Regions from separate parts of the Mus musculus genome. Here regions 1, 2, 3 and 5 are each linked to region 4. Evidence: chromatin loops called from intact Hi-C (ENCODE). Cell type or tissue: left cerebral cortex. All regions are shown on one strand. Region 1 has its middle 8.2 kb from the start of Gm20515. Region 2 has its middle 92 kb from the start of Gm6639. Region 3 has its middle 76 kb from the start of Gm38512. Region 4 has its middle 35 kb from the start of Gm52623. Region 5 has its middle 150 kb from the start of Gm35255.

What was found. Hi-C counts contacts between places; a loop is a spot of excess contacts. Peaks named below come from ENCODE experiments on the same cell type or tissue, not always from the same donor. Only the 100,000 strongest peaks of a DNase experiment are listed, where the experiment ranks them.
Region 1: it touches region 4 in a loop (2.2-fold over the local background); 2 of 42 quality-filtered maps call a loop at or near these places.
Region 2: it touches region 4 in a loop (9-fold over the local background); 4 of 42 quality-filtered maps call a loop at or near these places.
Region 3: a loop joins it to region 4, with 8 times the contacts of the local background. A loop is called at or near these places in 13 of 42 quality-filtered maps.
Region 5: it touches region 4 in a loop (11-fold over the local background); 11 of 42 quality-filtered maps call a loop at or near these places.

Annotation. Positions count from the first base shown.
Region 1 is chr3:34,444,585-34,449,584 of GRCm38, forward strand. No RefSeq gene overlaps it. Among named protein-coding and RNA genes, the nearest start is that of Gm20515, 8.2 kb to the left of the region's middle. In left cerebral cortex, a CTCF peak has its summit at 2,212 (motif pointing right); DNase peaks (open chromatin) are centred at 398, 973 and 1,343; H3K27ac peaks cover 1,388 bases.
Region 2 is chr3:35,571,702-35,576,701 of GRCm38, forward strand. No RefSeq gene overlaps it. Among named protein-coding and RNA genes, the nearest start is that of Gm6639, 92 kb to the right of the region's middle. In left cerebral cortex, a CTCF peak has its summit at 2,968; a DNase peak (open chromatin) is centred at 2,942.
Region 3 is chr3:35,479,624-35,484,623 of GRCm38, forward strand. No RefSeq gene overlaps it. Among named protein-coding and RNA genes, the nearest start is that of Gm38512, 76 kb to the left of the region's middle. In left cerebral cortex, a CTCF peak has its summit at 2,908 (motif pointing left); DNase peaks (open chromatin) are centred at 1,615, 2,495 and 2,892; H3K4me3 peaks cover 500 bases.
Region 4 is chr3:34,229,223-34,234,222 of GRCm38, forward strand. No RefSeq gene overlaps it. Among named protein-coding and RNA genes, the nearest start is that of Gm52623, 35 kb to the right of the region's middle. In left cerebral cortex, a CTCF peak has its summit at 2,839 (motif pointing right); DNase peaks (open chromatin) are centred at 2,948, 3,760 and 4,594; H3K27ac peaks cover 801 bases.
Region 5 is chr3:35,100,428-35,105,427 of GRCm38, forward strand. No RefSeq gene overlaps it. Among named protein-coding and RNA genes, the nearest start is that of Gm35255, 150 kb to the left of the region's middle. In left cerebral cortex, a CTCF peak has its summit at 3,009 (motif pointing left); a DNase peak (open chromatin) is centred at 2,995; H3K27ac peaks cover 751 bases.

The sequences.
Region 1 (5,000 bases), 220 kb after region 4:
TCTGTTATTGTAATGTTTTTCTTTGCTTTATGGAGAAACGCTCCCTACTAATTTTTTTTAAGAAATCTATTTAAAAATAATTTCCATCTGCCTCATATGATTTAATAAATGGAAAACACATTTGGATTAATGAACAGAATTCTGTGTGGGGGCATAAAAACTTCTCTCTGAGAACACTTGCTTTTTGCTTAGTATGCATTTGTCAAATTTTCTTTTTAACGTACAGTTTTAATCTTTGGCCCTTTTAAATAAAGGAGTGTATACTTTAAACAATATTTAACTAGCAACTGTTTAAATATAATGGCCATGTTACTTTATCTGTCCCTTAGAATGGGTTGTACTTGACGACCTCTGTGGCTCGGGAGTCCTCCAGTGTAAGTGTTCCCGCTCCCAGAGAAGCAAACAGAGTCTGCCTTTTGTGGTGCTCATGAGTTGCAGATTTGATTTTCTTGACAGCTTACCTCAGGAGTGATAGCTGTGTGTGTTTGCTGTTTCATTCACAATGAAAGGAAACTGGCTAAATTCACAAGGAAGACACCTCAAAGTTGGGACTGTTTAAAATAAAAACGCAAATACACACCACCATGAGAGATTTTAAACAAGCTAGGTTACCAAATCGGTAGCTAATTTTTTGCCTTTCTAAAATGTTGGATATTTAACCCTCCGAATAATTAAATATTTGTAATAAAGCAGTTAATTCAAGCAGTTTATTGCTGTAATTTGCAAAAGTGCATTGAGCTGCTTTCTTTTCAGCTCATTGACGGGGGACAAACATTTCTTTAATAAGACTACAGCACATTCTAATTTTGCTGCAAACGCTTAGATAAGGATCAGGCCCTCTCTGAGTCACTGGGCTGACCTATGACATTGAAAGGGCCCAGGCTCTTTGGCAAAAGAAGAGCTGGGATTCATTATTATGCACAGGACTTCCCGGTTCTGAAGGGCTCTGTGCTGTCTCTCAGATAGACTTTGTTTGTTGGAAATGAGAACTGCATTTTGGCAGCAGCCGACCAGAGCCAAGCTACTCAGCAGGCCCATTGGTGATGATGCAATCCCTCATTAACGCTGTTTCTCTATTAGTGGATTGTACAGGAGTTACATGCGATTGAGCATCTTCATTGAGGCGCTTAGAAAAGCTTCCTAGTATCAGGCCCTACCTCTGGGCGGCCCATCTTTATTAGCTGCAGTGATTAATGCTAGAAATAATCTTTTGCACTTTGCTTGATATAAAAATGCAATATAAGAGCCCAAAACTCTGGTGGAACTTAATCTCCCTGTCAGAGGAAGGGAGGAAACATTTACCTGGAAAACAAAGCAAAACACAACTAAACAACTGGGAAGTTTATCAGGCTGAAACGGCGCTTGGGTACTCTTGCCGCAGAAGTGAATGAACACCAGTTGCCATGCCAAATGTGATTCCTCCTGCTGCTCCTGCTGTTCCAGATGTGTGTGCTGGGTGGGGGATGCGGGGTTGGGATAGAGTCATAAGCCCAAGCTCATTTTTTTTTAATCCAAACTGTTTGTGTAAGTCAGTGATTGGAGCCTGCAATATCCCAGCATTAAGGTTTTCGTCACAGAATAGTGGCACCAAGATAAGATTGTACTTAAGATAAAATCAAACGGGTTGAGAGGCGTTGCCACCTGCTTCTCTATAAGTGGGCATGCCCTTAAATAAGTCAGGGTAGGCTAGAAGTTGTTACCCGAGTGTATCTAATGTCAGCTTCTCTTTACCACCCCTTGTGCACCAGCCTGCTGTGTTCCCAACACTACGTCTGATTCCTCCTTATTATTAGACAATAAATTTCATTTGGAGGTATAGTTCAGGAACATGAGGAGACAGTAGCGTTGCTTTCATCCGCTCAGTGTCTTAGTATGACAGAGGAGAATCCTAAGTTGATTAGATGTTCCTCACCTTTCAGGTGTGGTGTGGAAAAGGCTTTTTCTTGGCCAGGCCAGAGGCTGCTCTGGTAGACTATGCTCTCCATTCTGAGTCCTTCAGGGAGGGTCTACTTCCCTTGAAACTGCTGGCAGGTCAGAATGGATCTCTCATAGTGATGTCACTAATGACTAGAATAGCTATAGACTACAAGTACTATAGAACATATATATTTCCTATATATACATTTGTTGTTTGAGGATTTGTTTTTATTTTCTGTGTCTAAGAGCCTCCAGGTTTATATTGCACCATGTACTTATATGTATGGCCAGAAGAGGGCATCAGGTCCCCTGGAACTGAAGTTACAGATCTCTGTGAGCTGATATGTGGGTGCTCAGAACCAAACCCAGGTCCTCTGCAAGAGCAGCAAGCATTCTTAACTGCTGAGTCATCTCTCCAGTTCCTGGCATATACACTTGAACTGAATAAAACTACAGGAAGCTAAAGAAGTTGTCTGAGAATTCACAAATTATTAGTAACTTAATTTGGCCTCTAATACAAATCTTCCTTGCCAGGCTTTTATTTATAGTCTACAATAAAGAGAAGCAAGTTATATTTATTGAGCAAATTGTGTAATTAAACCAGCTCCCAAGGTGTTTTTCATTTTGGAGCTCTGAATTGACTCCAAGGAAAGTTAAACAAGAATTATCATGTTGAAGCAAAAGCTTTGTTTAAGAATAAGCAAGCATAGGTAGGGGCTGAAGAGCTGGCTTTGCAATCCACTGCACTTGTTCCCCTTCCAGAGGACCTGAGTTCGATTCCCAGCAACTACATCAAGTGTCTCCCAACCAGTTCCAGAGGATCTGATGCCTCTTAGGAATCTATACTTGTGTACATACGCGCATGTGCACACGCATACACACAGAGACAAAATTAAAAAGTAAGTATTAAAAAGATATGAGAACGTTGCTTAAAAGTTACCTGTATTAGAATCTGGGTTTGCAAACTCCTCCAAGCTGAACCAGAGATGGTCAGAGCACAGTCCAGTCAAGGCTCAGAAGATCAAACTATGACAGGTGCTTGTGATGTGGTGACCATCCCTTTGTTCATCGGAAGTGGGTAACAGGGCAGCATAGACTATGTGTACGAAACACTCAGTCTTCAAAAGGAAACCTTCACAATAGCACATGTTTGTATCCTTAAAAATCCACCAAATAAAAACTTTGAAGTCACCTGGCCAAGCTGAGACCTGCAGACATAAAAAGCCAATCCATCCCCCATGGAGAGATGCTTTTCAAACATGTTTGTCTTGATCTTCCTTTATTCTCTGTCATCTGAGGTTTGGTCTGGCAGTGCTAACAGGTGACAGTTTATATTTAAGAAGATTTCATACAACAAAAGTATCATTGCATATGAAAAATTAGCATTAGAGAATATTTAATAAGAAAATGTGAAACACTACAGTTTTCTCTCCACTTGTCACTTTGTTTGGCTTTTGTTTGGGTGTGCGTGTGCTGCTCGGGTAGGTGCACACATATTTGCAGGCGTTTAGCTTCATGAAGGTTACCTGTGGTAGTAGATGAACTCTGCAGAAGTGACTTAAGTTCAGGGTCTCGAGATGAAGATATGTGCATCGGAGCCTGGAGATCAACGCTGGGGTTCCTTGGGAGTCTTTCTCCCTTTCTTTTGTTGGGTTTTGTTGTTGCTCTTGAGACAGACTCATTGAAACCTGCAGCTTGCTGGTTTTGCTGGGCTGCTGGCCAGGGGACCAAAAGACCAACCAGTCTCTGCCTTCCCTGGGCTCAGATTACAAACACATGCCACAATACTTGGGGAGTTTGTGTTTTGTTTTGTTTTGTTTTGTTTTGTTGTTTTGTTTTGTCTTGTTTTGATAACATGGATTTAGATCAAACTCAAGTCCTCATGCCTACATTCGCCAAGTAGACATCTTTCCAAATCCCTGGTCTTGACTTTGGTTGTTTAGTTTTCCAGTGTTTGGACCTTAAGTAGCATAGTCCTCATCAAACCACTGCAACTTACTTGCAGACAAATTCTATCCTCCTTTAGTCTGTTTTCCTGCTATGACTACAATAAACTCCCACAATTTAGTATCATAAAAAACAAAACAAAACTAAGCCACAGTGGTGTATGTCTGTGGTCCTACTCCAGAAGAGACTGAGACAAGACAATCACTGGATAGCAGCTATTTGAGATCAGCCTGGGTAGCAGATCGAGACCTGTCTCAAAACTAGCAAAACCAAACCAAGAAACCATCCTAAATTATCATCCTGTATTATCTTAAAGTTCAGAATCAGAGATCTCTGCAAAGTTCTGCTGGGCCATTTTTCCTCTGGACATTCTTGGGGGATCTTCTCCTTTCATCTTCTCAGACCCCAGGTCTCCAGGCATCCTCCACTTGTGGTGTTTTCCTCTAATTTCAGAATCGGCAAGCAGCATCTTCAAGCTCTTCCCCATCCCTTAGTATGTGTCTTACTTTGCCTTCTAATGCTGTGCTGAAGACCATGGCCAAAGACGCCTTGTGGAGGAAAGGAATTGTCACTCATGATAACATGAGGGTAAATTGTGACACTGCTATGCTCTGCTCCAATCACTGAGGGAACCTAAAGCAGGAGCTGATGCGGAGGCCATGGAGGAATGTTGCCTACTGGATTGCTCTCTGTGGCTTGCTCAGCCTGCTCTCTTATAGCACCTGGGACCTCCTGTGTGTATAGGTGACACTTCCCTCTATGAGATGGGCTTTCCTATACCAATCATTAATCAAGAAAATGTCCTACAAACTTGTCTACAGGAACAGGACAGTGAGATCAGTGTCTCCTATCAGTGTCACATGGCCTTCTGTCCCAATGTGGCCATGTGAGCATCCGCTGTCCCTTTCTTGCCTCGGGGAATTTGATGAGTTTCCCACCACATGCAGTCACCTTGCCAACTTGGAATCTGAGACCATCTATCATCAAGTCCTGAATATCAGGATACACATCTCTGCACTTGCATGTTAGAGAAGGCTTGCTGTAAGGAAATTTATTGAATGTGGCTAAATTGTATAAATCCACTTATTCAGAGAGAATGTATATTTTAAAGTAGTACCAGGAAACAAAACACCAGT
Region 2 (5,000 bases), 1.3 Mb after region 4:
AACTTGGCAGAAAGAGATGTGTACATGGGCAACTGACATCCGGGTTGGCAAGTTAAGACATGAATTTTAGACAAGTCCCATCCTGGTAGGCAAGTTACAACATGGATATTAATTAGACAAGGCAAGTCCCTGCCACAGATGAATACCCCAACCAATGGGAGCAGGATAAGTGTAAAACAAAGATATGTTTCTAAGGAAATCACCCATCCCTAAATCCTGATTGGTGGAATAACTTGGCACAGATGTTTGTGGACTGGGGGGCTTAAAAACCCTGTAGGATCTTAACTGGGCGTGGGGGCATGGTTCAGTTCCTAAATGTGGACCAGAGCCCTGGAAGACCAGTGCTGGGGAATATGCTTGATAAACTATCCCTGTCTGACTGAGATTGGTGTTCATGTGGTTTGTGTGGTAATTCCTGGACCCAAACAGAATTGTAACAAAGTAAAGATGAAGTTGTCTGAAGAGATAAGGGACAGACAGTTTCCTCACATGACAACTTAGAACTTGTCACAGTGAGCTGCCTTTCCATCCCATGTCCCCCGAAACATTTTTTTTTTTTTGGTTTTTCGAGACAGGGTTTCTCTGTATAGCCCTGGCTGTCCTGGAACTCACTCTGTAGACCAGGCTGGCCTCAAACTCAGAAATCCGCCTGCCTCTGCCTCCCGAGTGCTGGGATTAAAGGCGTGCGCCAGCACACCTGGCTTCCTCGAAAGAATTCTAAATCCAGGGGAAAGTCTGGTAGGTAGGAGAAGCAGACTGCATTTTTTAATGCATTTATAGTACTGGTCCTAATTAGTTAGTGGGGTAAAGATTATCATAAAAATACAGCCTTAGTCATATATTTGTATTTTGGAGAGGAGATGGTTTGCCATATGTACCAAGCAGAAGATTAAGTACTTACAAAAAACAAATTACAAACCCATACGAGACAACTGTCACAATGATACTGAACAGATAACATGAAGAGGCAATTCACAAAACAGAAAGTGGAAATGCCTTCCTGTCACTTTTGTTGAATTAATTCAATCACTATTGCATGAGCTCCTGGTGAGTGCTCAGAGACATGCTCCATGATACAACACCAAACTAGCAAGCCTAAGCTACAGAGACCTCAAGATGTACATGGTGGAAGAGATGCCTCAGACACAGGCAGGCAGATGCCCACACAAGCAAGTCCATATGCTATTACTATGGAAATCAGAAGCCACCCTCCTGTTCCACAGTTGGCCACATGTTAAATAAATTGAGGCAGACACTGAATTTTTTTTCTAGAACTGTTCAAAGTCATTAAACAATTCTCACAGCAAAGTCTTGGTGGAGAAAATACAATGTAAACATGGCGGCAGCAATACTATGACACTGTTGTGTGGGTGGGTGTGAGTTCTAAACTTTCTAGAGTAAAAGCAGTTGTCTTGTAGCTTAACTGCCAAATAACCCATTCACATATGCACCTTTCTTTTGGTTTGGATTTGTTTTTAAAATTGCAAATCACCTTTTAAATATTAATTTATTAAATTATTTTATAACATTGCAAAAGGTGCCCCCTTTCCTGGTCCCTCCTCCTGAGTTCTTAACCCTACGCCACCCTGCCTCTGAGAGGGTACTCTCCCACCCACCCACCCACCTACCCACCCCTGCCTCACTCCCGCCAGCATCCCTCTTCCCTGGGGCATCAAGTTTGCACGGGATTAAGCGCATCCATTGAGGCCATACAGGACAGTCCTCTGTGACACATGTGCCCGGGCCACAAACCAGCCCATGAACACTCCTTGGCTTTGATTTTTGAGATAGGGTCTCACTATTTGCTCCAGTTATCCTGAACTCAGTATGCAGATAAGGCTGGCAAGAACTTCTCCTGCCTCTGCCTCTGGAATGCTGGGATAAAGGTGTGGAACACCATGCCCTGCTTAACTATTCTCCCTCTCTCTCTCTCTCTCCTCTCTCCTCCCTCTCTCTCTCTCTCCTCTCTCCTCTCTCTCTCTCTCTCTCTCTCTCTCTCTCTCTCTGTGTGTGTTTGTGTGTGTGTGTGTGTTTGTGTGTGTGTGTGTCTTCCCCTCTTTGTGTGTGTGTGTGTGTGTGTGTCTCAGGTTGGCAAAATGATATAATATTCTACATTAATGAAATGGTACAGCTATGCCCTTTTGACCCAGAATGGCCATACATGCCCTGTGATCTCAGCAGCAGAGAGGCTGAGACTGGTGGGCTACAGTTGAGGCCTGCCTGGACAATTAGCCCTTCCCTTGTGGGAGCACTCCACTCTGTGGGCTCCTTGCCCCTATTAGGTTCTGTCCTCTCTGCCCTCCAGTCTATTGGCCAAGTTGTGCATTTGAGTCTTCCAAGACCTTCTGTCCTGAACTAGAGATCGAGGTTAGAGGCCACTGACATATTTGAACCCATCACACCTGACACAGACTCCCAGCTTACTCGGCCGCTGACTTGGGCCATGCAAACTGTGTGTGTGTGTGTTGTGAGATTTCCATCCTAAAACATGGATGACGATTCTGAAACATGCTGAGACATATTACCTACAACACTGTTTGCACAAGATGTAATTTCAATTCTATACTACCCACTCAGGTGAGGATGCGAAATTTTAAGGTGTGCTGACTATAATCTTCCGATAAAGCATATTGTAACTTTAAAGGAAAATTATTGTCTCCAAAACGAATCTGTCTTTTGTATAGAGGAGACACAAACATTGTAGGTGAAACTTGTTTTCAAATGTAACACGGTTTCTATTACACTTGTAAACGTGCAGTAATTGAGAAGAGGCTGCTAGCACCGTAGGCACTGATACTAAAATGGTTTTGCCTGGTTCGCACAGTGCCCTGCTAATGTGCTTTTAATTGCTCTTCAAAATCCCTGCTAGGAGTAGAGAAACATAACTCTCCCCAGAGTAAGCAGCCGCTGAAGCAGCAGCGTGGGATTTTCGGTGATGGGCTTGGAGCGCCTCCCTGTGGAACGACTGGAGTACTGCAGTCCCAGACTGCCTTGGCTGGTCTTAGGAACCTTCTAGCTCCTTTTGCAGCCTTACAGTCAATTACCTGTTATGCTTCTTTTTCACATGTGCGTTTAATCTCCTTTGTATCAGAGACATTTTTTCAATTTTTTATTAGATATTTTCTTCATTTACATTTCAAATGCTATCCCAAAAATCCCCTATATCCTCCCCCTGCCCTGCTCCCCTACCCACCCACTCCCACTTCTTGGCCCTGGCATTCCCCTGTACTGGGGCATATAAAGTTTGCAAGACCAAGGGGCCTCTCCTCCCAATGATGGCCAACTTGGCCATCTTCTGCTACATATGCAGCTAGAGACACAAGCTCTGGGGGTACTGCTTAGTTCATATTGTTGTTCCACCTATAGGGCTGCAGACCTCTTCAACTCCTTGGGTACTTTCTCTAGCTCCTCCATTGGGGGCCCTGTGATCCATCCTCTAGATGACTGTGAGCATCCACTTCTGTATTTGCCAGGCACTGGCATAGCCTCACAAGAGACAGCTATTTCAGGGTCCTTTCAACGTATCCGAGACATTTTAAGCATTTGTTGAAAACAACAAATTATATATTTTGCAGTTCTGTCTTCCCCCAAACTTCCCAAGTTGTGCTAAAATACAATGTTTTTCAGCCAGCTGCATTGGTGTGCACCTTTAATCCCAGTTCTGTGCTCAGAAGGCAGAGGCAGGAGGATCACTGTCAGTTCAGGGTCAGCCTGGTCTACATAGCAAGGTCCAGGACAGTCAGACTTACAGAGATCCTGTCTTGAAAACAACAAACAACAAGTATTTCCTTGCAAAAACCTCTGAGTTTCTCTACTGTGACAGTTGGGAGCACAATATGGAAAGGAGTGGGGAGCACCACAGCTGTTTGTGCCTTAACTGTTGCCTTCTGAAGCACCTCCCTGCAGCTGGCAGGTACTGCTGCCATGGATACTGAGACCTTTGGCTCTGAAGAATTGAAGGTACAATACAGAAAGCAGAGGGGCTGGAGAGGGGGGGGGGCTCAGTGCCCGAGAACACTGGTTGCTCTTGCAGAGAAATGTGTCCTGTCCTAAGCACTGACATCCAGTGAATCACAACCTCCCTAACTCCAGTTCCAGAAGAATGAGACACCCTCATGTGGCCACTGCAGGTACCTGTATGCCACGTGGGGACTGCAAGCACACACACACACACACACACACACACACACACACACACACACACTCAATCAATCAATGTTTAGATTAAGATAAAGAAGAAAATGAAGTGCAGAGGTAAACTACTGTCCCTCTGGAGATGGACCTATATTATCAACCTATTGGGGATTGGTTTTCTCTGACTTTAACTTACTCTAGTTGTGATGGCTAATCTTGGGTGTCAACTAGACACACCTTGTTGGGGGCGGGGGGACTTCTCAGCTACAGAATTGTCTTCATCAGATGAGCCTGTGGGCCTGTCTATAGGGAAATTTCTTGATTGCTGACTAGCATAGGAGGACCAAGCCCATGATGAGTGATGTCATCCCTCAGCAGGTGTCCCTGAGCTGTATAGGAAAAGTAGCTGAATGTAACTCTTAGAGCAAGCCAAAAAGGCAACTTTCTTTCCTGTGTTGGTTCTTGTTTCCAGCTACTGTCTTGAGTTCCTGCCTTGACTTCCCTCCATGTTGGACTATAAACTTAGTTAAAGCCCTTTCTCCTCAAGTTGTCTTCAGTCACAGTATTTATCACAGCTTATCACAGAATACCAGTTTTTGTCTGAATCTCAGAATATGGGCTGGCTTGGATGGCTCAGGTAGGGACTACTCACCTCCCAGACAAGAAGACCCGGGTTCGGTTCCCCAACATAAACTAGATATGGTGGTGCACACTTACAATCCTATCATTGAAAGAATAGAGGCAGGAAAATAAAGCAAGCATTCTGTAGACAGAATGGCAGGCCTCACTGACGAAGCACCTCTGCATAAACGTCGGGGGGCTGCACAGCTGTGGAGGCAACTTCTACATGAGGACCAAACAGAAGA
Region 3 (5,000 bases), 1.3 Mb after region 4:
TGAATGTGATTGGCTGATCTACATGATGCTGTGTGTGTGTGTGTGTGTGTGTGTGTGTGTGTGTGTGTGTGTGTGTGAGGTGGATGTGATTGGCTGATCTACATGATGCTGTGTGTGTGAGGTGGATGTGATTGGCTGATCTACATGATGCTGTGTGTGTGAGGTGGATGTGATGGGCTGATCTACATGATGCTGTGTGTGTGTGTGTGTGTGTGTGTGTGTGTGTGTGTGTGTGTGGTGGATGTGATTGGCTGGTCTACATGATGCCGTGTGTGTGTGTGTGTGTGTGTGTGTGTGTGTGTGTGTGTGTGTGTGGTGGATGTGATTGGCTGATCTACATGATGCTGTGTGTGTGAGGTGGATGTGATGGGCTGGTCTCTATGTATGTTTATAAGAGAGCAACGTGCAGAAGCACCTGTCACCCACAGAGCTCTCCAAGTGCCATGAGAGACAGGTGGAGGAAGGAGAAGTGGGGACTCTTCCTGGCTGGAGACAGAAAAGCACAGCGACGAGCAGGACCCCAGTAATTAGAGATAGGTGCTAGGGTCTCCTAGAAAGTAGCAATGGCGGACTTCAGCAATGTATACAAGAGCCTAACCTGGGTCCACCTGGACAGTTCCATCTGGTGGCCTTAAACAATGGCAGGGGCCCAGGAAGTACAATGATCAGATGGACTCCAGGTCATGTGGCTTTGCCTCCACTGATTTCGGGCCTCTCTCCACAAAGACAACACAACAGAAATCTGAAAAGGAAGATGGCAATCCACATGGCACCCAAATGAAAAGCTTTCTCCAAATATCTCCAACGAGGTCACAAGACTCCAGGACTCTCAGATGCGGTGTGCTGCATGCATCTCAGCATAGAGAAGTACATGACTGCCTGGCTGAAGTTCCACTTCACTCCACCCAGATTTTGTGGAAGCAACACATCTATAAAGCACAACTGATTCCACCACCCACCCCCGAGAAAAATCCCTGCAAACTGTGTGTCCCCCAAAACGATTCCTTTATTCTCAATGTCTCCAAAACCCAGGTCTCAGAGCCAGCCCCGGTAACACATAAGCTGATGAAATAAAAGTGTTACATTCATGTGTTCCTTAGGTCAAGGTGGTAGTGAAAGCGCTGGCACGTGTCATGAGAGTTAATAGACCCGATTGCCTGTCCCTCTGAGAGGCCTGGCTTTAAATCCAGGTTACATCATGAGTTGGATTGGTGGCACTATCTGTCTCCTGGGAATACGTGTTTGGTTTGTGAAGACGACACATTCAGTATAATTAGTATTCACTGGTGTGGTCAAAGCCCCAGAGAGCTGGAATTCCTATGTACTATAGCCAACCTTCTCTCCTTTTCCCACCCCCCCTCTCTCTCTCTGCTTTTCTTTCTTTCTTGAGGACTGTGGGGGCTGGAGACCTGAGTGAATTTACTCCAGATATCATGAGTTCTCCACATAGAATCAGCTGAAGGCAATTTTCAGCCATTGCTGTTAGAGTATCTAGAGCAGCGGCGACTGTCATCTAGCCAGCACCCAGCCCCCGCACAGGACCACTGATTACACAGTGTGGGTTTCACATAAAGACTTTTCTGGATGAGGCCGGCGGCTGAAAGGGGTTCTGAGCATCTAACAGAGCATCTGCTAACAACCATTAAAGTCATTATTGTTCCTTAGATAAAGCAGGGCACGAACACACAAACAGAGGAGTACTTGCTCACGACATAGAAAGTGTCCTCTCTTCCCAAGCATAACAGAGCCTCTTGTGTATCTTAAACCTGTTTAATTCCCATTTTAGGGGGTCTGTGACAGGCGTCGAGAGGAAGCTGCCAAAGCCATCACTATATTTAGCTGTTTATCACACATCAGCTCAAGGTGGTGTGTGCTGGTAGACATGCCACAAAGCAGAGAAAATGGAAGCTCATGAGTGGGGGGTAGGGGTGGAGAGCGGGGGCGGGGCAGGCAGAAAGCTTTGGGAAGATTCGGAACAGGGAGAAAACTATGATTCTAGTTGTGTCATTTCTAAGTCAAAATAAATAAATGAATGAATGACTACCAAGCTTCTAGGCAGAGTCGTGCAAGGCGATTTTAAAGTTAAAACGGACAGTGAAGAGGTAACGGCAGATTCCGTGGCCCCGAAACAAAGTGGGGGCAACCATTGGTTTCTATGTCCTTGGGGCTGTTCAGTGTGTTTTCTGAGGGCTGTCATCTGGGGACGAGAGAGAGAGAGAGAGAGAGAGAGAGAGAGAGAGAGAGAGAGAGAGAGAGAGAGAGAGAGAGATCTTTAATTTCTCTCACCAAAAGTTGTATGTGCCAGTTTGAAATTCCTGTTTCATCTCTGTGGTCTCCAGATAAATAACAGTCCTCAGGGACTGTGTAGCACATGCCAAGGCGGAAAGGGAGCACCACCGGGCCTGGAGATCAGGGCGGCTTCCCCAGATGCCATCTCCAAAGGGACACCAGTGCTTGGCTTCCCCGATGGTGGCTGATTCAGCGGAGAGCTTCACGTAGAAGCGGCTTTAAGGTTCTCAGGGGTCCCCGACCTCATTAATGATTTTAGGAGAGAGAGGGACACAAGCATGCGAGGGTACCTCCTCAATCCCACGTCCCAAGCCCCGACATTTCATTTTATCTTGTCATTTGTTAAAGGTTTAAGAAAATGGAAACTAATTGCATGTTGCTCTTAAAAATCAGTTTTAAAAATAGTCGGACACAAGCCTGCCAAGTCTAGTGTAACCGTGGCTGAGAGCTGACCCCTAATCAGCCCTCCGGATTGATTCTGGAGGGTCATTTGTATTTTCCTTCCTAACACGCTTCTCTCTCACCATCACTCCCAACAAAACACACTAGTTTAGAATTAAGATCCTTGCTGAGGACCAGCAGAGAAACATAGATGGGTAAATAGTGCCACCTAGTGGCCTGTACGATGCTCAGAAAAAGGAACCTCACGCCCCATTGTGGTTTTGGGGACTGCAAGTCCCCATTCTCACCCTCTGTCATCAAGCATGGGAAACAAAATTTTTCCTCTAGGAGAGAGCAAAAACAAAACAAAACAAAACAAAACAAAGCAAAACAAAAAACCAAAAGCAAAGACCAAACTATACTGTTTCTCTTCACTTAGCCAGGCTTCCAGTCACCTAGTGGGGATACTTCCCAAATCAAAACGAAAACAACAGCTAGCATTTGCGGATGACCTGAGCCAATGTTGTAAAATGCTTTCTTTCTCCAGCTCCTGACAGCTAACCATCTACATGGTCTGATTGTTTTTCGACTGGGGTGACAGCACTTCAGTCTTGGATCACAGCCCTGGATTCTGACAGTGACGCAGTGAAGACATGATTCGCTTCTCCCAGCACACCGCGGCCCTGGGGGCTGGATATGTATAGCGCAGAATAATTAGATCCACATTAAGCATTTACTTAGGGATACAAAAAATGAACTGACAAGAATCCTATCCCCCAAGAATGTATCCTCTCCACGATAATTTAAATGTGTAGAGTACTTCAGAGCGATTACCATTTGAAAGTATCTCCACAGTTTGATAAGGTAATTACGGTACTGATTTTAGAAATGATGTTTTATGATTTGTCCAAGGTCATAAAGATAAGAAGAGGCAGCTGTCCAGATTAGAGCTCATCACTCCACCACAAGGTGCCTCCTTCCCGAGGCAATTGATAGAGATTCCTAGTTTTATAGTGGAGACTGGGAGTTGGGTACTGAAGTGGCAGAGAGCTGACTTGAAGATTGCTGCTGTCGGGCTGAAGAGTCAAATGCTCTTCTTTGCCTTCTCCACGTCCAGAGAAGAATGTTGCAAACCAAACATCTCAATAGAGCAGATTAAAAGAAATCAGTTACATTCTCTGAGTCTCAGAAAAGTAAAAAGTATAAAGAATTTTCCTCAGCCTAAAGAAGGTGGGCACACACACACACACACACACACACACACACACACACGCGTGCGCTCACACACTGAGACACACACATACGCACATGAATGCACATACTCTAGCACTATTACATATTAAAGTGAAAGTGGTAAAAGAGGACATCTTTCCCCTAGCCACCCTAACAGGACAAAGATAGCATTCATCTCTCTCTTACTTAAGGTCATAGCTAGTGCAATAAGACAAGAAAAGGAAATTAAGGGTACATGTGTACTAGAACAGGGAGAAGCAAACATCTATTTAGGTAGCATGATAGTAAAGTAGAAAACGCCACAGAAACTTAAACTCTAACAAATAAGCTTGATGAGGTGGCACAGTACAAGTCAGAGATGAAAGTGATTGCTTCCTTATCCACCAGCAATGAGAAGCCGGAATCTAAAATTAAGGAACAACACTATTTATAATTCTACCAAAACCAATAACGATAAAGACACAATCTAAAAAGAAAAAAAAATGCACATAAGTTCTCCATAGGAAAATTATCTTTAGTGTGGAAGAAGAAAACGCTTTCTAGTACATAAAAATAAGGCAAGAGAACCAAAGATAAAGTCTAATCTTTCTCCTTACAGAGACTGGGGTGGGGGTGGGGGGAGTTCTGTCAGAAGTCAAACCATTTCAAACACCAGGCTAGCAGCCTGTAAGGGGCTAGTTCTTCCTCTCTCCCTCCCTGTAGTCTGCTGAACAGAGGACCAGAGTGTGGAATACTCACTCACAAAAGCAAAGACGAGCACACAGAGGAAAATAGTAAGTTGGGTTTTGTAAACTTATTTTTTATTAAAGACTTTCTTGGCAGGTGGCTGAAAGAAGCATGCGCCGACTGGGTGATGTGCTCAGAAATTGTGATTGACTGGTGTGTGTGAGGTCTGTAATGGTGCAAATGAGAATGGCCTGCGTAGGCTCTTAGGTGCACCCTCCCTCTGTCCCCCCCCCAGCCCCCATCCCCACCTTCCCGGTTCCCCCCTCCCTCCCTCCCTCTCCTTCTCTCCCTCCCTTCCTCTCTTCCCTCCCTCTCCCTCCCACTCCCTCTCTCCCTTCCACTCCCTCTTCTTCCCTCCCTCCCTCCCTTCC
Region 4 (5,000 bases):
CATTTCGTCTAGGTTCTATGTGTGGTGCTCTGAGCCTGCCTGAGGTCTCTAGTGATGCTTGGGTCTGGGGAGGGGATCTATTTGTTGTGCTAAACACCTTTTCCTGTAGTGTGAAAAAACCCAGGAAAATCTACCTCTCAAAAAGTCTAATCCCAGGAGCCAGGAGGGAACAGTCAGAGCCATTGTGAGATCAAGTGGACACAAAGCGCAGGTAGCTTTTGAGTGAAATACTACATTTTAAAGTTAGTCATAGCTCCTCATCTTACGTTACTCCTGAGTGCTGTGATAAAATGTCATAACTAGATTGCTTAGAAGCAGCAAGAGTTTCTTGGTCATGATGTCCAAGATTAAGGTTTTAGGAAATTCAGTGTGTAGAGAGGGCCAGTTTCCTGCTCCTAAGATGGTGGTTTCCATCTCTATCCTCACATGGTAGAGGTCATGGCACTCTCTTGATTCTATATGAGGCTAGTAACCCATCACTAACTAGGGTTAGCATTATAAAGGCTCTAACCTTATCACCCAGACAAATAGCCCAATAACTGTAGTTGATTCCATCAGTGCACTGATGTACAAGCCATCACAGCCCAGCAGAATAGTGCAGAGCTGAAAGCTCACTGTGCTCAGCTGTGGAAGTTATACTCAGCATTCCTTGCGGGAGTGGACCGCAGTCACTGTTCAGGTGTTTTGTGAAGAGGTAGTAGCTACACTGTCATCTCTTCTACCCACTGATTTATAAAGATGCCATTGGAAGGAGTGAGAGGATAGATGAATATGGGCATAAATATATAGGAAAAATTATTTCTCTGTAAGGTTTAACTTCTAAACAAAGACACCCTCAGAAGAGCCAACGTGCTGAGGTAGGAAAGATGGAGGATGCCGTAGGATGGAGCTGCCGGAACCTGTGTTTCATCTCAGCAGCTGGGGATTGAAACAACTGCCTTGTATTGATGTAATTAACAAGTAATACCATTGCCCAGTGCTGGTGGGCACTCTTAGTGGAGGTGCAGTCACAGTGGCCAGGCCAGACTGTATAACATTAACTTTCAAAATGTTCTGTAGAGTTGTATCAGGCAGGAACTGGACTTTAACAACAAGTCTTAAGCTAGAAAAAAAATTAATGGAAGAAACTGAAACTCGCAAAGGGACCAAACTCTGAATCAGATGTATAACTTTAATTTTTTCCAGAACCTGTTTTTTAACCATGGTTCTTAAATGCTTTAACCTCCCCTTTAGCCCACCACCCACCAGAAAGAATATGGAGGAAGTAGACCAGTAGAATGGTCCTTTGGAGCAACTCCCATCTGTATTGTTGGAAATCAACAGTTCCGTTCACAGGTTAGCAGCAGCAACAGCTCAATCCACTAGCAAGTACTTCATGGATACACCAGCAGTCCAGTTCAACAGAGTTGGGTTAGCAACAGCGGTGAGACTGCCTGCAGAGACAGCGAGAGACAAGTCAGCAGGAGGGACCAGAAGGAACACAGGAGTTCTTGGCTGTGCCTCTCTCAGGGAAGGGAAAATCAGCATAGACTCCAGGCTCAGAATTGTTGCACAGCTAGCTCTATAAGCAAGCCAAGCGCAGCCTCCATCACTGCCCATTAAGTCCTTTTATCTTCTCTCTGAACATCATGTGTCCTCCGTGAGCCTTGCCTCAGCACATGTCTTGTCTCAGCACAAGTGTCTATCTCAGCCCGAGTCTGCAGAGTCAGCAAGAAACTGCAGCACACCACCAGAAGTTTTTGGTGCATTTCTCTCTATGGAGTCCTGACAAATGCAGATCAACTATGTGATGTAAGGTAGCCCAATACATGCATGTCATTAGCAAAGAATTCTTCGTCATGTGTCCTTGCATATGCCTGCTTTAGCAGAACATCCTCTCTTCTGTGTCTGCTTCAGCCAAGCATTCCCTCATGAGCCTGCCTTAGTTTTTCACTCCTGTGTCCACTTTAATGGAAAGTTCCTTCACGAGCTTGCCCCAGCAAAACACCATTCGACACAACTGACTTTCCAGAGAACCCTTTAAGTTTCCACTTCAAAGATGATATCTTTATCTTGTTCTGTAAATGTGCCCTGTATTAATAATAACTGTAAATGCCAAATCATGGGGTGAGAATCCTCGATGAAAGGTGGCACCATCTGGATGTTTGTGCTTTCTTGGTTGATGGGAACTTTCGTGAATTCTAAAGACGACAATGGATCTTAATTAAGTGTTCAAATCCCCCCCTGTGTCACATGATTGTGGAAATCCTGAGTGTGCCTAGTTAATGTTGAAATCAATGGTAATCTGTAGGTGCTCCAATTGGTTGTTCAATATGCAGAGTAGTGGGCACTGTGAACATGCTTTAAACATGAAGCCCAAAACCCAAGGACAAGATGGTTTTGTGCAACTGCACTTCTTATGAATATGTTCCTGTTAAATATTTCAACCACTGAGAGCTATCTTGATATTATCTTAGAGTTCCAAAATCCCTTCCCACACACTGTAGTCAATACGCCATGCTTTAACGCACCATTTCAGAAGGCTATATAACACAATCAAACTGCTTATAAAGGCTTCCTCCTAGAACCAGCATGCATCGTAAGGGTGTGAATTCCAGCTTCTTGGTCCCAAGGAAAATGATGACGTCATCGAGCTGAAAGTACCTTTAGCTTCTCAGCTTGTACAAAAAGGAACTTCCAAAGCAAAACCCTGAGTCAAATCGATGTTTAAGGAATGTAGTTTTAGTCAAAGTGATGATGATGACAACAATGATGAAGATGAAGACAAAGATGATATATGGCTGATGGTTCTCAAAGCTTGCTTTTGTATTTTAAAACTTAGATTTATTTTTGTTTCCAGCAGGTGTCACTGTAGGCAAATAAAAAAAAATGACAGAGTTGCCACAGCTGTGTGATGGCTCCTCCAGCACAGAGCTGGCTTCTATGCAGACTGCTCAAGTCTCTTTTTATTCCTGTGGCTTGTGACATTGGTGTCTTTGCACCGTTTCTGTTTCTCTGGCCACATGCCCTGTCGGAAGATACCACTCAGCTAAATGGACAGAGACAGCAGAGGGACAGGCAGAGCTCAGTGTGGGGAGGGATGACTCTCATTCGGCAGCAGAGAGTCCTGAAATCTTGCAATGTCTAAATGAAGTCAGTACATGAGTTCGTTAGCTTTTGAAGAATTGCTTCCAAAGGTCTTAATCATGTCTGACTATTAGGGGTTCTGTACCAACTTTGTTACCAAAGAAAAGCTCTACCAGGAAGGACGGTCTTCAAAACCTCCCAGCAAGCACTTCCAGCAAGCGCTCAGCCGTAGCCAGGGACAGGGAAGGGAAAGCATGGCAGAAAGGACTAACTGATTGCTTCCATTGAGAGGAAGCTTCAGTGTTGGAGCTAGAATTGAGTTTGTGTTGTCTCACCAGACCCCAGCAAATCCATTTCCGAGCATGGCTTCACAAGGAAAGCCCGGAAACCATTCTGTCTCTCTGTTCCTTTCACTATGTACAGGAAAGCACAGGGAAGAGACAGAGCCAGGGGGACTTGGTCAGAAGCACTCCAGGACTTCAGGTTTCCTGGTAACTCTAGGAAACAAGGTAGGAGGGTTCCATAGCTGTGAATGGTTATTCACTAGGCAGAGCTGTTGGCAACTTGACAGGTGACAGAATTTAAGGAAAGTAGACAACAGAGAAAGTGGTTTGGACAATATTACTGAAAGTATTTTTTATGTGCTTTATTCTTACTTACAAAGGTTATATCCTGTATATGCATGCAGATAAACAGACAAGAACCCTCTTTTACAATCATGGCACAGAGTCTCAGGGAAATTGCTAGTTCCTGTGACTAAAGTTCTTGAGCCCAAAATAGAACCCCATCTCCTGACTCACTTCTGAGTTCTCATGCCCGAGAACATGTTGCCTAAAATAAGGTTGATTCTTGGCTTCTGGAAATATGGATTTTTATTTATTTTATTTTATTAGTAATGCTTCCAGAGTCTCCTAAGCCCTGACTCTATACCTGCACCATACCCAGGTCTTCACATTGCTCCTCTACCTATGAGGTGAAACAGTCTTTCATTATAAGAACACAGGCTCACATTCAGAGCTCTCTGCATGGGGTACTGAGGTACTGAGCCTGCATGGGGTACTGAGGTACTGAGCCTGCATGGGGTACTGAGGTACTGAGCCTGCATGAGGTACTGAGGTACTGAGCCTGCATGGGGTACTGAGGTACTGAGCCTGCATGGGGTACTGAGGTACTGAGCCTGCATGAGGTACTGAGGTACTGAGCCTGCATGGGGTACTGAGGTACTGAGCCTGCATGGGGTACTGAGGTACTAAGCCTGCTTGGGGTACTGAGGTACTGAGCCTGCATGGGGTACTGAAGTACTGAGCCTGCCTTAGGAGCTGAATGCTGAGCTTGACTCCTCCCAAGTCCAAAATCTTTCCTCACACCAGCAACAAAACATGGCCTTTAGTTAGTAGAATGGTAAGGGATAGGCAAGCTCAGTGGTTAGGAACACTTGTTGTCCTTCCAGAGAACCTGGAAGGTTCAGTTCCCAGCACTCATGTTGGATGGCTGACAGTTGCCTATAAGCCCAGCTCCAGGGCATCCCGTGCTCTCTCCTGACCTCCATAGCCAGACGCATACACGAGAGGCATACATTTATACATACACATATGTACACGTGCATGCACATGCATACACACACATTTGGACACACAAATAAAAATAATAATAAAATATTCTAAGAGAACAGTAGAACTGGCATTGGGAAATGACACCCTTTTCTTGTGTTTTGTGAGCTCTTATGTAGAACTAGCTTTACCCCGTTCATAGTGTCCCACTGCTGTCCTATAGAATGACTAGCTTTGTTTAGACTGGCACATGCCCGCGTCATAAACACTAATCAGAGCTGAGTACCCATCTATCGACACATCCAAGGCAAGAGCTGCAACAAAATTAGAGTCTCTGCTGCAAGCAAGAGAGTAAGAGAGACCCAACATCGCAGGATCCCACAG
Region 5 (5,000 bases), 870 kb after region 4:
GGCAGCCTGGGAAATTTAACAACAGGCCTCAGCCAGCAAGACCTGGGTTCTGACATTTGTCAAAACAACTTTCCTCAACACATCAAAATGTTCCTTACTCGTGTGTGTGTCATTCAGATGCGTCGGGTGACTGTGGTTTAGACAACGGTGACGGTTAGAAAATCACCGTCCTCCGCATGTGAATGCTACAGAGAGAAGAGCCCTCTTTGCTGGCCAGGAGTGGGCCCGTTCCCTTTGAGGCGCTTCAGTCTGAAAAAAAAAGTATGCAAGAATCTAATGCTAATAACAGTGTTTCCCATTTGATTTTCTGTTTTGTTTTGATTTTCCTCTCTGACAAAAGTTAACGGCAGCGTTTAGTTCATTTCAAAGGCTTCGGTAGATAGCCAACGCATGCTGTTGTGTGTCGCCGGACTCTCCCCTTGTGATTATCTGACTTGGAATTTCGGATACGTTGGTAAGACTGGCTCTTCAGTAACGTCCTGTTTGTATTTTTTTTCCTCAGTGTCTGTAGAGCAACAGGAGGCAGGTGGAGTGTGTCCCCTACTTCTGTCTTTTGGGGACTCTTTCAAGGAGCTATGCAGTATTTCTAGAAACATAGAGACAATGTCTACAACACATGGTACATGAAGCGTGTCTCTCTTACCTAGGGCAGACAGAGCAAAGCCTTGTAGCAGTGCGGTCATCTCTCCTACTTAAGTAATGTCAGCCCTGATGCCAGGTCTAGCATCACTGGACAATAAAGGAGAAAAGAAATAGATGTCAAAGCTTTTCGTATGCCTTCTTTTCCTCACGTAGGGGCCCATTCCCTGGTGAGATAGTTAGCTGTGCTTCTTTCCAGAGAAAGTATTTCCTATCAAGAACCATCACTTAAGCTTTCAAACTAACAAGTCCCTTACATGGCATTTATCCCCTTATCCTTCACCTCGCAAATACGATGTGATGTGGCCTGTCCTGAAGTCCAGCCCGAGTTGAGATAACTATTGGCAGGAATAGAAACATGGGAGATTTGACAGGGACAGTGTGGGGTGAAGTCCTGGGACCTCACTGGCTGGAATGAAAATCGTGCACGTCAGGGACACGCCCTGCCCTGCCTTAAGGAGCAGCCTCCTCTGCTTGTGCAGAGTTAAATCCAACACATGGTTGAGAGCAAGCGGGACCTGTCCACTGCAGGGCAGCTTTGGCTACAGACCACACTCCCGAGGAAAACACTCTCACTTAGTTGTATGAAATGACAGAATTGATTAGAAATTTTTCTAAAGGGAACACTTCCTAAATTTGCCAGTTATACTGCAAATGATTGTTTAACACTTTTAAGAATTAAAAATTCCTACCTGCCTACCTAATACTCACACTGTTCCAAAAGTAGAGGTACTTCCTGCAAGGGTGGGGGGGGGTGGTGGTGGTGGTGGTGGTGGTGGTGGCTCATCTCATTTCATGCCTTGTGAGAGCCACTTTACATTCCAACTTTGGCCTTTTGTTTAGTTTGCTTGGTTTCTGAATCATTCCTTACATTAGGAAAAGGCACAGACAGCAGAGCTGCCTGGTCCAGTTGGTTTCTGTCACTGTCTGGACTCTCTCTGGTTGCTGGTTGGTCAGTCACCATCTGTTTAAGGCTCAGTTTAGTTTTTGGGTTTGGTGATTGGTAGGGAGGGTGCTTCGATAACTGCTGTAGTAGGAGGTGTTCCCTGCTTCCATGGCCACTCCAGGCTTGGTAACAGATATATTGTCCTTCTGGGGCCCTCAGAAAAGAATGAATAATTAGCTGTTGTCATGCGTTTTTGGAGAAGTTCTCAACTACTTGAGAGGCATTGCCTCTCGATCAGACAATACAAACTGCCAGGCCACACGAGTTGGTTTTTCACCCTTGCGGAAGAAACCTGAAGTTCTGCTCAGACTACCCACTGGTGTTTGCCAAGCCCAAGGCAGAGGGACGGATTCCACGTCCTCTATGGACCACAATGCCGGGGAGCCGTATCTGCCTGAGAAGCGCCCGAAACCACGGCTAAAGTGTCCAGAGCTCTGTAAGGCTGGGATGCCTTTTTACAGCCCCTTCTGCTCATGTGATGAACCAATGTAATTTTAAAGAAAAATTTAATCCATATGTTTTTCATTAATCTGTACTAAACTCATCAAAATGGTGTTTTGTAAGAGTGATTTGGTGCCCCAGAAGTCTTCTGAGGCTTCTGTAACAGGCCTTCATAATGCCGGTTCTCTTTGAAGCAGGAATTGTGTTTTGCCAACAGCAAAGAAATTCAAACCCCCAAAGGGTTTGGATCAGTTTGAAACTCCAGGCCAGAGGACTCTGTGGGGTTCTACACTTGGCAAACTGTGCTCTCTCCCTTCTGACTTTGAAATACCTTATTTCCTTCCCACAAGAAATGTTCTATTTATTGTTTGCCTAAATCGTGTGTTCAAAACGATCGTCAGGCTTCTTAATGTATGAAACTTATACACGAATTGAAAAGCAGGCTTCGGGACTAATTCCTTCTCAGGCTCTGTCATTGGGTTGTCCTTGGGGAATTTTCTTTAATTAGTCTGTTTCCTGACTCTGCATTTTCTTGCGACTTGGGCTGACCAAAAGATTTACCACAGAGGGTGAAGAAGCTGGTACCACCCAGAGACCAATGCAGAGCAACCACAGGTTTCGCCCCAGGGTGGCCCAGCAGAGACATATTTTTTGATATCCTATGTTAATGTACTCTTATACTGATGTTGACAACCAAAAATTCAATGCAGATTTCACATAACTCCGTGGCCTGTGCCAGGAGCAATGTAATTCACAATTGTCTGTGTTTGCTAATTTTGTGGTGGTGTTAGTTTGTGCTCCAGTGTTTAAGGGAGGCATGCGTAAGCTCACTGGGGCTTTTTTATACAATGTGTGTGAGAGAGAGAGAGAAGAAGAGAAAGAGTTGAAAATGCAAACAAGACAGTGTATGCCCGCAAGTTAAGCATGAGACAGTTGTGGTCCTTTGTCCTTCCTGCCTCTGGGCTGTGAAGTGGGAGCGCCCCCTGGTGAAACTTTAAAATCACTGAAGATTCAGGATGCGTGACATCCAGATTTCTTCCTAACGTCTATGGGTTTTTTGTTTGTTGCTTTTTTGTTGGTTTTTGTTGTTGTTGTTGTTGTTTTGTTTTATTTTGTGTGAAAAATTAACAATTTGATTAAGTTTAGAATGAAACGTTAAAAAAATTTAAAAATCATTAAGTAAAACGATCTCTTTAGGTAACAGAAATGAATATTTGTTGTCTATACCAAAGTGTGTCTGTTTGTTTGCCACTTTTCCACATCATCCACAGCTGCCATTTCCGGCTCCATCTCTGAGGTCACCCTAAGACTATGGTCGTATGAATGAAACCCATCTAAAAACGTGATTACCTCCCTCTCAACAACACAAACAGCAAAGAAATGTGAGGTAAAGCGACAGTAAGGGCAAAAGCAAGAACTGTCACAGAACAGTCCTCGTGACACCCCACGAACCTCTGCAGAGTGTCTGTGGTGTAAAATCTCACGCATGCTGCAGAAATTACATACTGGGCCCTCTGCAGCTCTCGGCCTGGTGTGAGCCAGGGCATGCCATGGCTTCAACCTCTCAGAGATAGGGGTTGTCATCTGAATCATGGGGTGGGGTGGGGTCAAGGGGCACCTGTTCCCCTTCACAGTTCCAGAGAAGCCTGGGAAAACCTCCTTAGGATGGCCTGTTGCATCTCTGCAACCTCTGTGAAGGGATTTTTCTAATTTCCTGTTTGTGGGGGCCCGGTGTGTGTGTGTGTGTGTGTGTGTGTGTGTGTGTGTAAAAGCAAGTGCTGTTTCAAGATGAAGAAGGAAAGGAGGCCCTTCTTCAGTGCTCGGGGTAAAGGAGTATTGACCAGTAGCAGCTTTTCTTTTCCCATTGCAAAGGGCCACAGTGGAACATGTAGCTCCTGGGATGGGTACATGAAGAGAGGAAGCAGCTCTCCTTGCACAAAGCTCCACACAGCTCAGCCCAGAACTAACCCTCAGGCTGTCCCCTTTGCAGATAGTGTGTCACCCACTTGAACTCCCCCTCAGGCTGTCCCCCCTTGCAGATAGTGTGTCGCCCATTTTTGGTACCAGTTACCCTAACCAGGCCCAAGCCTCTATTGTCCTTTTAATGTTGAAGAAATTATGTTCGTTTTTCCACCAGCGATAAACCCTTCATTTGGACAAATGATCTGGTCTTGTCTTTTAGTAGCGGATAATGTCATCTTAGATGCCTGCCGTTAAAATTCTTTCACTTTTTCTGCATAAAGCCGGCTTTTTGTAGGACATAGCTAAATATTAGTTATCCTCATTTTGAAGTGTACTTAACAAACTTATTCTAAAAATCAACTCATGTAGGTACTTTAAACGTAAGTATTTCAAATCTGGAGATTTTCACACTTTTATATTAAAACAAGAAAAATAAAACCCCCCAAACAAAACACCACAGGTACCTCCTGCATACTTGGTGCCTGCGTTTCCCCCATTCATCTTGTGAGTGTCCAACTTCTTTCTTTTGTTCAGAGTGAGAGACGGTCCCTCCTGTCCTCACTCTGAGGTACTTCACATGGTCCGACATGCGTAATCAATCTTGTACTTAAACCTTTGTGAGGAAGCGGAGCAGATGGATAATGGGAACGAGGTTGCCATTTGGGCTCTGGTGGATTCATGAGCTGCCTCCACAGCCACAGCTCTGCGGACAAAGGTGGGGGGACATAAAATTCATTTCAGAGGCTCTCCCGGTTCCCTGTCTGCTCTTTAAGCATCGGCCGCCCCCCACTTGATGCAAACAGTTGGCATGGGGGGGTGGGGACGGAAGGGGATTTACCTCTTCCTCAGAATGAAATTACACATGGCTTCAACTGCCCAGGGAGTTGCCCAAATTAAGGGACCAGTTCCAGTGGAGTGACTAGGGCCTCCATGCCATGAAATTGCTCCTGCCTAAGCCTAGAGTTCGCTTTGTCTAAACTACATGCTGGCGTATTAGTGGAACACTACGACT